2 separate regions of the Mus musculus genome follow, and region 2 is linked to region 1. Evidence: chromatin loops called from intact Hi-C (ENCODE). Cell type or tissue: heart. All regions are shown on one strand. Links, peaks and the distances in the headings refer to the core of each region. The heading gives the core; the rest is flanking DNA.

Region 1 (7,743 bases), core at 1,395-6,394:
CACACCCTCCCTCACCTCTCATTATCCCTTCCACACTGCTTACCCGGTCTGATTCCTGCTAACCCTCTAATCTCCTATCTCTGCCTGTCTGACTCTACCACTCAGCTTTTCCCTTCCTCCCCCCACTTCTGCCTGCATCTCTCTGGGCTGATCTGGCTGCCCTTTCCTTTAGGCCTCTTCCTGGTGTGCCCCCTCTTTTCCTCTCCCATGTCAGAAAGTGAGCCTTTCTCGACGACCCCCCCCAGCAGAACTGGAACTGGGGAGCCTTCTCCTTCTGCACTCTGTTCTTCTTGCTGTCTTTGACCGCTCAGATCTGATGGAGTAGCTTCAGATCCGTTGGAGTAGCTTCAGATCCGATGGAGTAGCTTCATGGGTGTCAGGCTAAAATGGTCTGCCATGTAGAGTTGGGGAAAAAAAATCCCAGGAGCCTCTGACCCCAAAGACTTGTGTTCCTTGAAGCCCTCAAACAAAGCAGTAGCTTCCAAAGATGCCCTGACCACCACAGAGGCTAGACAGACGCGTGAGAATAGGATGGCTACAGTGAAATGAAGAATCCTGGGCTAAAACATCCCAGAGGCTAAGGCCTGGAACCAGTGTTCCATGCAAATCAAATAATACCTAGTCTAGTCAGAGCTTCTTAGCAGGTACACCAGCCTGGCCTGACCTTGGCTCTCTCTTAGGTGGCTCCCCATGCCTTGAGCCCTGAGGAGGTGTGGGTGGCAGACAGCTATTGAAGACACAGGAGCTAGAGGAGGAAGGAGCAGAAACGTTGTTCCGCTGGAATGAAGCCAAAGCCAATTGGAATTGTATCGTACTGGATTTTTTTTTTTCCTTTGAGGCAGGCTTTACTGTGTGTAGGCCATGCTGACCTTAAACTCTTGGTCTTTCTGTCTCTGTCACATGGATATGGGGTTTTTGTTTAGGAAGGGAAAATAGACCACACTTAGGAGGAAAGCTTTAAATAAAGTCCAGGTCCAAATGTCCTGTCAGGATTGGGGAGCAGGGGCCAGAAGAGGAAGAGCCCTGTGTGGGGGCTCCAGCGTTAACCTCCAGCGCCTCCTCTGCTGCTTCTAGGACGAACTTTGCGGTGCAAGGCTTTCTACAGCGTCAATGGCTCTGTCTACTGTGAGGAAGACTATCTGGTGAGTGAAGGGCCGAGGCTTGGCTTTCACAGTGGGACCCCGGCGGCCGGCGGGTTCCATCACAGTTTTCAGCGTGGTAACTCTGTCCTGTCTCCTCTCTAGTTTTCAGGGTTTCAGGAGGCAGCTGAGAAGTGCTGTGTCTGCGGCCACTTGATTCTAGAGAAGGTAAGGAACGCCCCTTCAGCTGGGTTTTGGGGGCCACCGGCCTGAAGGGCAAGAACTAGTGGCATTGCAAATAGAGAGCCTTTTGCTAGATGGTCATTTTCTTACCCGTCCTCCCCAAAGCTGCCTCACGGTGATCCCCTGTGAGAGCCAGTCCGTAGTCTCAGCCTCCAAGGGCGTCTGTGATCTGTCCCTTCCCTGATTCTGGACACAGCTGCCCTCCAGCCTGAGCTACGTGAATCGGCTCCCTTTTCTGCTACTGGTCGGAAACAGCTGGAACTCAGCTTTCTTTTCTGTATAAGAAGAAGGAATTGGGTTAAGGTTTACAGGATCCATGATCCTTGACTGTTGCTGTCTAGTAGCTACCTGGGAAGAACTGACAAAAGGAATTCATTCTGGCACCCACCTCAAATTGTAATAAAAAAGAGGGGTGGTCTGTTAGTTGAGCGAATGCCACAAGACAGCCTGGGCTCCATCCTCAACCCTGCGCAAACCAGCCGTAGTGCGGCAGAGGGTGTCGGGGTCAAAGCCATCCTCAGCTATGCGGTGATGAGGTTTGGGTTTTCTCTCTATTTTTTCTTCTTGGTTTTGGGTTTTCAGGTAGTCCTGGCTGTCCTGGAACTCACAGAGATCAGCCTGCCTCTGCCTCCCAAGTGCTAGCACTAAAGGTCTGTCCTGCTGCTGCCAGGCTCCATAGAGGTTTTTTTTGTTTGTTTGTTTTGTTTTTGTTTTTGTGGGTTTTTTTTTTTTTTTTTTTTTCCCGAGACAGGGTTTCTCTGTATAGCCCTGGCTGTCTTGGAACTCACTCTGTAGACCAGGCTGGCCTTGAACTCAGAAATCCGCCTGCCTCTGCCTTCTGAGTGCTGGGATTAAAGGCGTGCGCCACCACGCCCGGCTTCCATAGAGTTTTTAAGGCCAGTCTTAAGATACTTTTGACCCTGTCTCCAAGAAAGACTCCTTGGTCCCCTCAAATTAGGTAGCATTCTTCTAGGAGGACTGGGGGTGGGGTGGGGTTGGTGGTGGAAAGGAACGTGATGGGTAGCTGGAGAGAGGCTGTGGGGACACTGATCCTTCTCCCGCCCGCCCTGTGAGCTAGATCCTCCAGGCCATGGGGAAGTCCTATCACCCGGGCTGCTTCCGATGCATCGTATGTAACAAGTGCCTGGACGGCGTCCCCTTCACTGTGGACTTCTCCAACCAGGTGTACTGTGTTACCGACTACCACAAGTGAGTCTGACCCCTGGGAGGAAATGTGGGCCTGGGCCCAGGGAGTCCTCAGCCTCACTTATCACTGTCTTCTTTTTTAGAAATTACGCCCCGAAATGTGCAGCCTGCGGACAACCCATCCTCCCCTCAGAGGTCAGTGTATCCAGAGTTCCTCGGGGCGGCCAGCGCTGCCGCCTCTGGGGAGGAGATGGGGACATGCAGCCTGGCCCTTGGGAAGTGGCACTTCGAAGGAATGTGCATTCTGTGAAAGATTCCCGTGTGACTCTGCTCTTGGGGTCACCACCCTGACCTAAACATCCGGACCTAGACTAGCTGGGCCCAGGCTCCATATCTTCTGTCCCCCGTACAGAGAACAAGGCTTTCTTTGGAAGTCAAGGTCACCAGATACAGGGACTGAAAAGGGGTGAAACTGTCCTTAAACTGGTAAAAAAAAAAGGGACAGGGATTATTTGAGCTGTGTGTGGAGAGGGTATGTCTAGAGGAAAAGCTACAGCCTCTTCCTTATATTGGCTTGTGCTCAGCCTTTGCCTTCCCCTGCCCCTCCCCCTCCCCCCTGCTTCTCAGCAGGAGGAAGCTAGCAAGTAAGGCTGAGCCCCTGTGTGTGGAGGGGAGCTAGAGGCCTGGAGGCATGGACAGTGCCAGGGTAGTGGGTAGCATTCTGGTAGGAGTTGCTTAAAAGATCTCAAAGCTACATGTTAGCTACGTGGAATCTAACTGCGGGAAGAGGCCTTTATAAACCCTCTTGATGGAGCAGGAGGGTTTCTGTGGTATGGGATGGGGATTTGGGGACACCATGCTCTGCTTATCCCCCATGGGACTCTACGTGTTTCAGGGCTGTGAGGACATTGTGAGGGTGATATCCATGGACCGTGATTATCACTTTGAGTGCTACCACTGTGAGGTAAGTGTTGGGGTTCGGGGATGATGTGGGGAAATCGGAATTTGGAAGGGGGATTCTTGGAATGACTGGGCATCTGTGGGAGGGATTTAGGATACAGAAAACCAGGACACTGCAGTGACCTATGTCCAGTCTCTCTTGTCCTCTAGCTTTTCTTTCTAATCCTAGTTCTTTTTAAATCTGGAATCTGGCTTCCCCAGCCTCTGAACTGCTGGAATGGGGCTTGTCTCATGATTTCTGCTGCTGCAGCGACCCCTGGTGTCCAGAAGAAGTATTTCTCGGGTTTTCACTTCAAGTCCACCCTTTCACCCTTCACCCTCCCTGGGGCCTTACCACTCACTTGTCCAGTCACCCGGAGTCTCCCAGGATGGCCTCAGGGTAGGGAGCCTGGGTGGAAGTGAACCAGTTGCCTTCTTCCCTAGGACTGCCGCATGCAGCTGAGTGACGAGGAAGGTTGCTGCTGTTTCCCTCTTGATGGACATTTGCTCTGCCACGGCTGTCACATGCAGCGCCTCAGTGCCCGGCAGCCCTCTACCAACTATATCTGAGCTGACGTTACTGCTGCCACCACCACTGTGGAGAAACTCTCTGGCCAGCGGAGGCAAGGAGTGTATTCTGCAATCCTTGTGAAGAGGTCTCTGGGGAGGCCCCGAAGGCCAGAGACCCAAAGATCCTAACATTCCAAATGGGCTGCGGAGGAGGAACCTTCTGGTTGCCGGGAGAGTTGACTGGTGTTCATTGCGTGCAGCCTGTGCTACAGTAGATGGGATGTAGCACACGCAGGCGGGTTTCAGTACTTCCTGAACGCCAGATTATAATGTATTTTTCCAGTGTATGTTTCTATATACGTCACACAATGTTCTGGTGCTGGATCACATGAGGGCATCACAGAAACCACCCCCAGTCTGTTGTACCCTATGCATGGAGTCAGTGGAACCTTTCCCACGGGATCCTATCTTTGTCTGCGCTAAGGGCTGGAAGCCCTGGACTTTGTGATGAGCCATTTCTTGGCTCTCTCCCTAAGGACTAGAGAGCTCCCCGTGTCTGTCTGCTGGGACTGGGACCAGCTCTGGGGGACCTTGCTGCCTGTGTTGCCTGTTTCTCAGGGACCTGGGGAGGCTAACTGGGGCCTGTCCCTGGTTGCTGTTTTGCTCTTCTGGGGGAAGAAATGAGCAGGTTTCTGGATGTGAAACTTGCCGGTGAGTAGGATGTCCCTGAAGCATCAGGCTAGCCCCACTCCCCCTGTTTAAGTGCACTGAGCCTGTAGCCCAGCATATGTGGATACATTGTAGCCACGTGTGCCTGTGCACCTCCCTCCCTACTCCTCTTTTCTCAGGTGACTTACGCTTAGTTCCCTAGCAGTAGCCTATCTTTTGAGACCCCTTTTTAAAAGGGATCCTGCATTGGATCTGACCTGTTACAACCCCACCACTCAAGGCATTGGGGAAGCTGGAGAGAAGAAAAATAGGTTGACTTGGTTCTAGCCGCTTGGCTGAAACTTGAATTCCCCTTAAGCAGGATGTCTTAAAGCCAGGTCACTTGCTGGCTGGAACTCAAGTTCATTTGATGACCAGGTTGCCAAGAGTCCTGTCCCCTACTGAGTGTTCTTATAGCTGCCTACATGTTTTGTTCTTTTCATTGCACTGAGCATTCAGTGATTCCTGCCTGTTCATCAAGAGTATGTCAGAGGTTTGTTTGGTTTTTGGTTTTTCGAGACAGGGTTTCTCTGTATAGCTCTGGCTGTCCTGGAACTCACTCTGTAGACCAGGCTGGCCTTGAACTCAGAAATCCGCCTGCCTCTGCCTCCCAAGCGTGGGATTAAAGGCGTGCGCCACCACGCCTGGCTTACTTCAGAGTTATTAGCAACCTACATTTATCAACTTTGTGGCACTTTGTGATACAAATGTTCCCTGCCTCCTTGGGTGTCTTCCTACTATGCCATTATTTCTCTGACACTTAAGAAAGAAAAAGTTGAAATTCTAGCAGTAAATACAGTTGATGCAGACACTTTGTGAGTGTATTGTGGTTCTTCTTTGCTGTTCACTATGGCTTCAATCCTTGAAGCCTTATGCCTTGAAGATGTAAAGGGGCTCTATGGATTCGCCTTGGTCTGGCTTCTCCATTCACATTGTTAAAATGTGATTGTGTCATAAACAAGTGAGTCTGGAAATGACTGACCTGAGGACAGAAGACCCACCCTTGAGGGTTATTCTAAAACTGTGCCAGCCATTCTGGGAATTACATGGGCAGGGTCTCTTGAGTGCAGAAGCACACCTTTGATCCCAGCACTCAAGAGGCAGAGACAGGAGAACTTCTGTGGGTTCAAGGCCAGCCTGGCCTACAGAATGAGCTCCAGAACAACCCAGGCTACACAGAGAAACCCTGTCTCAAAAACCCAAATCAACAGCAACAACCCCCAAAGCAGAAAACAAACAAACAGAAAACAAAGGAAAAGAAAAGAAGCTGGGCAGTGGTGGCACACACCTTTAAGCCCAGCACTTGGGAGACAGAGGCAAGTGGGTCTCTGGATTAGAAGCTAGCCTGTTCTACTAGCAAATTATGTGGCAGCCTGAGCTACAAAACAAACCAAGCCAGCAAGCAAGGAAGCAGAAGGATCAAAGGCAGATGATGGGGAGAATAAACATTGATCAAACATTTTGTTTAAAACTCAAAAAGTGGTTTGAGAATATTTTTAAAAAAATTTTTTTTTTTTAAATTTTGTGAATGTTTTGCCTTTAAGTGCATCATGTGCCCATGGAGCTCTCTGAACAAGAGGTTCTCAGATCATCTGGTACTGGAGCTACAGACTCCTTCCTGTGAGCTGCCATAGATGCTGAGAATGCAACCTGGGTCCCCTGAAAACTCAACTAGTGCTCTTCGCTGCTGAGCCATCTTTCTAGCCCTTGTTTTAAATCAATCTCTCTCTTTCTGTGTTTGTGTGTGTATGTGTGTCAGTGTCATGTGTATGCATAGTTGTCCAAGTAGACTAAAGGAGGCTATCTGTCAGGCCCTCCGTCCAGGAGCTGGAGTTACGTGCAGTGGGAGGTAACCTTGTGTGAGTGCTAGGAGCTGAACTCATCCTCTGCAGAAGTAGTGAGAATTCTAACCTACTGAGCCATCTCTCCAGTACCATCAAGCATTTGATTTATTAATTATTTATTTTATATGAGTGCTGTGTCTTCACACATACCAAAAGAGAGAATCAGGTGGTTGTGAGCCACCATGTGGGTACTGGGAATTGAACTCAGGACCTCTGGAAGACCAGTCAGTGTTCTTAACCTCGAGCCCCTTATTTTTTTATTTTTATTTTTGGTTTTTCAAGACATTTTCTTTGTGTAGCCTGGCTGTCCTAGAACTTGTTCTGTAGACCAGGCTGGCCTCAAACTCACAGAGATCTGCTTGCCTCTGCCTCCTGAGTGCTGGGACTAAAGGAGGGTGCCACCACCACCCATTGCCAGGTAGTTTGGTTTTGTTTGGTTTGGTTTCTTTTGTTTGTTTGTTTTTTTGTCATCCCCCCCCCCCCCCCCAAGACAGAGTTTCTCTGTATCACCCTGGCTGTCCTGGAACTCACTCTGTAGACCAGGCTGGCCTCGAACTCAAAAATCCACCTGCCTCTGCCTTCCAAGTGCTGGGATTAAAGGTGTGCGCCACCACACCCGGCTTGCCTGGTTCTATTTTAAATTTTCTTTTTACAATTATTTATTTATGGGGCAGGGGAATTTACCTACCGCCACCTGCATCTAGAGGTCAGAGGTATACCCTCTTGAATTCTGGTCAAATGCCTTTACCCATGGAGCCATTTTGCTGGCCCAGCAAATTCTTTTTTTTTTTTTTTTCCTTTTTCCGGAGCTGAGGACCGAACCCAGGGCCTTGGGCTTGCTAGGCAAGCGCTCTACCACTGAGCTAAATCCCCAACCCCAGCAAATTCTTTTTACTGTGTGTTGAATATTATTTTGCTTCCCGTTTGACTTGGAAAGGATGGGGTTGGCTGTGTGACATGAACAAATCAGGAAGAAGGGCGGTGGTTAGCTTTAGTGGGGGAAAGCCAAATAGGGCATGGTTTTAGATAATCCTGTCTCCTTCCTTCTTGAATGAAGACAGAGCGGCCTGGGGAGACATGCAGTGGGAAGGAGCACCTGCCCTACCAATGCACATCTGAGCTCCAATCCCAGCCTCCAAGTAAATGCCAGGCATGGCTGTGTGCACTGTAACCCAAGCACGGTGGAGACAGACTATTGCATCTTTTTAGATAGCTGACCAGTCAGCGTATGCCAAACAGCAAGTTTCTGCTTCAGTGAGAGACCCTGCTTGCAG
Region 2 (7,743 bases), core at 1,827-6,826, 130 kb before region 1:
ACCCCAGTGGCCTGAAAGCTAAACTTCATCCAAAAGGCTCAAACTGGAAATCCCTATCACCACCACCCACCCAGCACCCGCCAACACCTAGTGTCATGGTCACCCTAGCCAGGCCATCCAGCCCTGCTGCAATCGGGACGGTTTGCAAAACTCCCAGTAGCTCCCCCTTTGTTACCATCTGAGGTTAGGACTGCACTTGGGAGATAAGCTCGGCTCCACCCACCTGTCCCACAGACTGCTGGCCTTCTGCAACTGGGAAGGTTTGCAAAACCCCTGCTAGCTCCAGCTGTCAACATCTGAGGCTAGCTAGGGCTGCACTCGGAGATAAAGGCTAGCTCCACCCACCTGCCCTGCCTTCAAACCTCCCAAGTATCATGGCCCCAAAAGGAAAAGCTCCTAGAAGCTCACTCAGGGTCTGGAAGCTTACTCAGGCTAGCACAGAGAGCCTCCTACCTGGACCATAGAAGCTGTTCCACCAACAGCTTCACTTTCTGTTTCTATTTGTGTCGGTTGAGACACAGGGACTTACAACTGAAGCCCAGGCTAGCCTAGAATGCAAAGCAATTTCCCTGCCTCAGCCTCCTGAGTGCTGAGATTTCAGACACAACTCATCACACTCAACATCTTTCGCTCTCCTTTGTCCTCAGTTTCCTTCTCCTCAAGCTCATTGTTTTACCTTGGCCAGGCGCTTTACTTACTGTAGAACTGAAGGCTAAACAAGGGTAATCTTAGCTCTTGGGGAATTCACAGTTGATTAGGGCAGCAGATAAGCATGGAAACACAAAGACATAGTTCTAGATTGTGGGCACCGTGTCTAAAGCAGAGGTGATTCCTGGTAAGTGTTGTTTGTTGTGAGACAGGGTCTCACTATGGTAGTTCAAGCTGGACTTGAACTCTTAATCCTCCTGTTCCGGCCTCTCTGGTACTGGGATTACCAGAGTGTAGTGCCACACCTGGCACCAGTGGTGGGTTTCAATGCAGGCATCTGCTTTTAATGTGAGGGCCAGGAAAGGCTTGTTTGAGGCAACAAGGAACAGAATTCAAGAGGTAAGTCTGGCAAAAAGCAGGGTTTCCCACATAAAGACAATCATTCCCATCCATTCACCGGCACAGAGTGCGGCTGGAGCCGGGCAGACTGGATTGGGAGAGACGGGGATGCCTGGAATGAGGCATAGCAGAGCTGAGGCTGGAGTTGCCCAGCTCTCAGGTGGGATCATAATGGAAGGACCGCTCTTCCAAAAGAAGAGAACACCTCTTTCCTCTTTCTCTCTTAGAAGGAAAAGCGTAGAGACAGATAAAAATATAAATGGGGGGTGGGGGGTGGAGAGATGGCTCGGCGGTTAAGGGAACTGACTGCTCTTCCGAAGGTTCTGAGTTCAAATCCTAGCAACCACATGGTGGCTCACAACCATCAGTAATGAGATCTGACACCCTCTTCTGATGTGTCTGAAGACAGCTACAGTGTACTTATATATAATAAATAAATCTTTAAAAAAATAGAAATAGGGTGTTGGCAAGATAGCTCAGTAGGCAAAGGCACTTACTATCAAACCTGACATAGTCTGATCCCCAAACCAACTCCTGTGTGTACCATGACATGAATAGCTACACACACACACACACACACACACACACACACACGCACACACACATGCACACTTAGACACACGCACACGCACACTTAGACACACACACACATACATGCACTCGTGCATGCACATACACACCACTATTTTTAAATTTTTGTTTTTAGATTTATTTATTGTATTTTGTGTGAGAGTTTTGCTTGCATATAAATGTGTGCACCACAGGCATCCCTAGTGCCAAGGAAGTCAGAGGGTATCAGTCCCCCGCCCCTACAGAAGTTCTGGAGTCACCATGTGGATACTGGGACCCAACTTAGGAACACTGCAAGAGCAGAAGGGCTTTTAACTGCTGAGCCAACTCTCCAGCCTCCTAAATAAATATTTTTAAACATGTATGCTTATATGTTTACAAACATAAAAATAAATTAAAACACACAGGTTTGAACTGGGCCTGATGGCACATGCCTTTAAGCCCAGCATTTGGTATGTAGCCGCAGGAAGATAAGTTTGAGGTCAGCCTGGTCTACATAGAGTGGTCAAAGCTAGGATTATGCATAGTGAGACCCTGTCTCAAAACACCAAAAATGGTGATAACTTTTTTTAAAGGCTTTGGCTGGACATGATGAAGCAGGCTTGCAACCCTGGCATTCAGGGGCTAAGAAAGACAATAGCAAGTTTGAGGCCAATCTGCCCCCATCTTAATAAAAATGAAAGGTGTATCACAGACCGAGAGTGTTCTTGTCTTGCAGCTTTTATTTTCCACTGGGAAAAAAAGTGGTTCCTAAAGTGGCTGGGCTGCAGGGGAGGCTGCAGACGGAAGGTCTAAAACCCCAATTGCTAAGGGTGGAAGAGAGAGCCGTTGCTGAGATTTCTGACTTGGGAGCATACAATTGAAGTTGATGGGAAGTGTTTTAGAGCGGCCAGGCCATAGTCTTGTCTGCTGGAATGATTTCCTCTAGTGGTCCTCAGCTGCTCAAATACAAATGCAGGCAAGTGCTGGATCCATCTAAGGCTGGCGCTTAACCAGGGAGGCAGGGTGGTTCGGATAGACAAGGGAGGGGAGTTGAATTGATTCAGGAAAGAATTCTGATGGCAAGTCTACACCCTAAGACCGAGAAGGGGAGAATAAAGAAAAGAAGGGTCACTGTTCCCCCAGCCAGTTTGTCCAACAGCTGCAGTGAGCCAACCTAGCAACGAACCATAAGGAAAAGAGATCATATCAGAGAAGGGTGCTTGATTCCGTTATTTCATAGATGCTTCAGTTTCTGCTGATGATAAGGCTCTGGGCACAGCCCTCAGATTGTCTCAGTCGAGAGGAACGGAGGAGAAGAGTGTCCGAGGTGGAAGGGAGAAGAATCTGAGAGAGAAGCGCGCTGAGGGAGCTGCACATGGTTACATCATCACCACCGCCGCAGGGCCACCACCTCTGGGGACCCTGTTCCTCAGGCCACCTTCCCTCCCTCACATCTTGTCTCACTAACCTCCGACTTCTTGTTCCCCTGGAGCAATCCTCCCCTTCTCCAATTTCTCTCTGGTTTCCCTTCATCTCCTCGGTTTCTCTTCTCATCCCAATGTGACTTCTGCTCCCCTGGATGAATCCGAGAAGCCATACCGGACAGTAGATGTGACCAGGAGTCTGTGAGGGTTGAAATCCACGTGGCTGCTTTAATGTCTAATTCTGCGGCACCTCGGCTGTAAAGTTAGGTATCAATAATACCTAAGCTTCCTAGGGTTTGTAAAAGAATCATAGGAGAATAATGTTTGGAACAATGTCAGACACAAAGCTTTCTTGATCAGACAATGGCTGTTCTTAGTGTAACCCCTCACCTCCTTCTCTTGCTTCATTTTTACTCTCTCACCTCCACCATCCCTCCATGGTTGCTTCATACATCTTCAAAGAGACGAACAAGGCGTTCAGTCTGAAGTCTGGTAGAAAAACAGAGTCACACATGGAGCTGGGGATGACAAAGAGGCTCAGTGGTTAAGAGCACTTGGTCCTCTTGCCAATGCTCTGGGTTCGGTTTCAGCGCTCACTCCCCTGATGGCTCACAACCACCTGTGACTCCAGCTCCCCACCATCTGATGCCAGGCTCACATGTGATGCACACCACATACACGCACATGCTAGAAAAACATTATACACATAAAATGTGTGTTTGTTTGTTTGTTTGTTTGTTTTTGAAACATGGTTTCTCTGTGTAATCCTGTCTGTTCTGAAACTCACTCTGTAGACCAGGCTGGCCTGGAATTCACTCTGTAGACCAGGCTGACCTGGAACTCAGAGATCCACCTCCCTCTCCCTCCCAAATGCTGGGATTAAAAGCATGCTCCACTACCTCCTTGCTATAAATAAATCTTAAAAACAAAAATTAAAAATAAATAAGTAAAAAGGTACAATTGGGCATAGTGATACATTTGGGCTATCTCTGTGCTGGATTTTGGTAGAGGGGAGAAGTGGGGGGTGGGGGGGAGGAACCTGAGTTCAAGTGAAACCTATCTCAAAATAAGAGAAAAAGTCAGGGTAATATATAAGTCCTGCTAAAAAGATGTCAAAGAAGGCTGGAGAGAGATGGCTCAGTGGTCAAGAGGACCTGTAGTTCTCACAGAGAACCTGTGTACAGTCCCCAGCATCCACATGGTGACTGGCAACCACCAACAGTGATTCCACGTCCACAAGATCTGACACCCTCTTCTGACCTCCTCAGGCACTGGGCATGCGCGTGGTGCATATGTATACATAAAAGCAAAATACACACACACACAAAAATACATCTTTGAAAAGCTGTTTTTAAAGATGTGAAAGAATTGCCGCTGGGAAACAGAATCTCTTCTGTCCGGTGAATAATGGGCAGAGAAGCTGGATCTAGTGCAAAGTGGGAGCAAGGGATGTCTTCCAGGCACTTCCTGCATCCGTGCAAGGCTAACAGTAGGTTCTAAAGGAATGCACTTGAGCTAGCTGACACTTCCTATGGTAGGCTCTGTCCGACCTGTGAGGTATCACATAATCTGCGTATAGGCATGCGGGGGAGGAAAAATGCAATGAGGGAAGAGGCTGCAACTTTTCATGCAGGTATGGGGCAAGTTCCACCCACTCCCACCCCACACCCCGACTCCCTACTCCAGCAGGGTCATGCCTTTCTCAGCATGGCCACCAGGAGGCAGCAAAGAATAAGAGTGGGGACAGAGAAGAGCCAGGAACCTGGAGAGCCAGGCCAACTGGATTCATCACGTTAAGTGATATTGGGAGTTCTTTGTTTTGTTTTGTTTTGTTTTGTTTTTCAGGGAAAAGGATCTTCAGACACCTAGAGAAAGCTGTATTTGTCTTAGAGAAAGAACACGAGTATCCTGTTAATAATATAATATAAACTCACCTGTTAATAATCAATTTTTAAATCCTAAATTCTCTAACTCCAATGTGTGTGTGTAATTTTTTTTCCTTCTGGTGAGCATGAAAGCAGGACTTTGCCCAATCTACATACTATCTACTCTTTTCTTGACTTAGCCGTTATCACAAGCTGGGCCGTGCTTTTTTTTTCTTTTCCAAAATTTTACTTCTATTATTTTTAAGTATGCATATGTGTATCTGTATGTGCACGTGAGTGCCAATGGAGGCCTGACACATTGGATTCCCAAGAGCTGGAGTTCCAGGTGGATGGGAGCGGCCCAGCATGGGTTTGGGGAACCAAGAGTTCTCTGGAAACACAGAACGTGCTCTTAGCTGCTGAGCTGTCTCTCTGTGCCCTGGGCACTGTCTGTGCGTTACAGATACTCACTTGCTCCTCACAGCGATCCTTACAGTACAATCATCCTGATAATGGGAAGGCTATGGCACTTGGTCAAGATGACAGGAATAGAAAGTGGCAGAGAGTCTTGGGCTCCAGAGTGGGGAGTTTCCCTTGTCACAGTTGTCACATGTAAAAATACATTTGGCTTCCAGAGAAGCCAGTAGTTCCCTTTGAACTCTGGTCCTGAGCCAACTGTGGTGGTACACACCTTTGACCAGACCCCAAGTACTCCGGGGACAGAGGCAGGTAGATCCCTGTGAGCTCCAGGTTAGCCTGGTTTGCATAGAGAGTTTCAGATCAGCCAAGGCTACGCAGTGAGATTCTGCCTCAAAAAATAAATAAAAATAAACTCTACCAGGCGTGTTGGCATACGTTTTTAGGCCTCGCACTAAGGAGGTAGATACAGGTGGATCTCTTTGAGCACAAAGCCAGCGTGGTCTAGAAAAGCAAGTTCCAGGAGAGCCAGGGTTGTTACACAAAGCAACCCTGCCTCTAAAAATGAACAAAAGATAAACGCTAGTCCTTATGTCATTCACTAGATAATTCGTCTTAACATATGTGACTTTATCCCCTGCTTCAAAGCAAAAGAGTGGAGCAGACACGACAGTGCACGGCTACATGTAATCTCAGCCCTTGGGAAGCAAAGGCAAGAGGGTCGGTCACAAGTTCAAACCTCTTTGAACTTCTGTTAGGTCCATCTGAGCTACACTATGAAAGAGAAGAAGTTACAGTAATAGGAGCCGGGCAGTGGTGGCGCACGCCTTTAACCTCAGCACTTGGGAGGCAGAGGCAGGCGGATTTCTGAGTTCGAGGCCAGCCTGGTCTACAGAGTGAGTTCCAGGACAGCCAGGGCTAGAGAAACCCTGTCTCAAACAACAAAATAAAACAAAACAAAAACAAACACACACACACACAATAATAGTTAGGTGTTAATGCCCACACTGAAGACCTGACAGGAGTAGGCTTCTTCTAGGAGAGGAAAAAGCGCCTGAGCCAGGAAGTACTGAGGGAAAGCAGGTCTTGTCAGGATCTAAGAGGCTTCCTGAGACTGTTCCCTCCCACCTCCGAGGGGTGTGGAATTTGGGCTGGAGATGTTAAGAAAGGCTTCCCAGAGTAAAGTAGGAGCTTCTCACAGGAAAGGTGGGAGTTGGCTGAAGGGGTGGGGGGAAATGGTGACCAATCAGAGAAGACAGTTCAGAAAAGCACCGTAAGGGACAAGAAAACAGAGAGTCTCCTCATAACACAGGGCTTCTCAAAAGAACCTCTTTGAACTTCTGTTAAGTCCATCTGAGCCTTTATCTTCCCTCTCCTGGGAACCAGTAGGTGGACTCTGCCAAGCTCCTTAGGCCTATCCCACAGCCCCCCAAAGGAGATGGCAGTCAACTTACATGACAGTTGTGCACCTGCTGACAGTACTTCACAGGTGCAGGACATTCTTCAAAGTCTTACAGCTTAGTTAGAGGCTGACCCAGAATAGTGCAGGACCTGTTTGCTCGCCACCCAGGAGATAGCAGGCATCCGCGGACAGCATCAACAAAACCAACAGAAACAAAAAGTACCACACACACACACACACACACACACACACACACACACACACACACACACACACACATTCCTCACCCTTTAAACCCCTAATGTTTCCTTATTTTGGGGGGCAGGGGGTGTCCCAAGGCTTCCTACTGAGAAAGGCAGAGGTTGGGGGATGTGGCATAACCCCTCTTTAGAAAAATAAACGGAAGGCTCTGAAATGACACTCCTGGTCTCCAGCACCCCCCTTTAGCCCCCTAGAGGAGATGGCTTCAACCCCTGTGGTTCATATCTGACCTCCTAGTGGGAAACTGTGGATTCAGTCAACAAGTTTGAACTCTGCTAAGAACTAGGAGAGTGGTGCACAGGGTGTGGCGAGTGATGAGAGAGAGAGAGAGAGAAGAGAGAGAGAGAGAGAGAGAGAGAGAGAGAGAGAGAGAGAGAGAGAGAGAGAGAGAGAGAGAGAGAGAGAGAGAGAAATAAGTGAGCTTGCCTCAGGAGACTGGACCCAAGAAGGCTGAGGAGACACGGAATGAAGATGTGGCGGCTACTCCTCCTTGGGGTGGCCACAGGCAGATGTCTGCATGAGGAGACCCAGAAGTCTGTGCGCCTTCTTAGGCCTCCTTTCTCCCAAATGCCCACCCACTTCCGCTCCTCAATCCTTCCTCTCCCTGGCTCCCATGAGCCTCGACCCCTTAGAATCCAAACCTACTACTCAAGAGCTCCTGTGCCCGGTGAGGCTTGGGATCCTGAGGGGGAAACGCGAGCCCTGGCTGCCGTGACAGAGACCACTCGAAGGATTCAGGGCATCCTAGCAGGTAAGTGAGGATACAGGAAGTATC

The links. Peaks named below come from ENCODE experiments on the same cell type or tissue, not always from the same donor. Only the 100,000 strongest peaks of a DNase experiment are listed, where the experiment ranks them.
Region 2: it touches region 1 in a loop (2.6-fold over the local background); 5 of 42 quality-filtered maps call a loop at or near these places.

Annotation. Positions count from the first base shown.
Region 1 is chr14:54,565,165-54,572,907 of GRCm38, reverse strand. Ajuba (ajuba LIM protein) reads left to right here. Exons shown (of 8, transcript NM_010590.5): 3 at 1,075-1,142; 4 at 1,245-1,307; 5 at 2,401-2,531; 6 at 2,612-2,663; 7 at 3,364-3,432; 8 at 3,852-5,439. The coding sequence ends at 3,977. Among named protein-coding and RNA genes, the nearest start is that of Ajuba, 8.6 kb to the left of the region's middle. In heart, for the core only: a CTCF peak has its summit at 3,688 (motif pointing left); DNase peaks (open chromatin) are centred at 2,707, 3,717 and 4,077; H3K27ac peaks cover 1,957 bases.
Region 2 is chr14:54,698,502-54,706,244 of GRCm38, reverse strand. Gm29776 (predicted gene, 29776) reads left to right here and starts at 7,412. Exons shown (of 14, transcript NM_001370892.1): 1 at 7,412-7,719. The coding sequence starts at 7,434. In heart, for the core only: a CTCF peak has its summit at 4,721 (motif pointing right); a DNase peak (open chromatin) is centred at 4,734; H3K27me3 peaks cover 445 bases.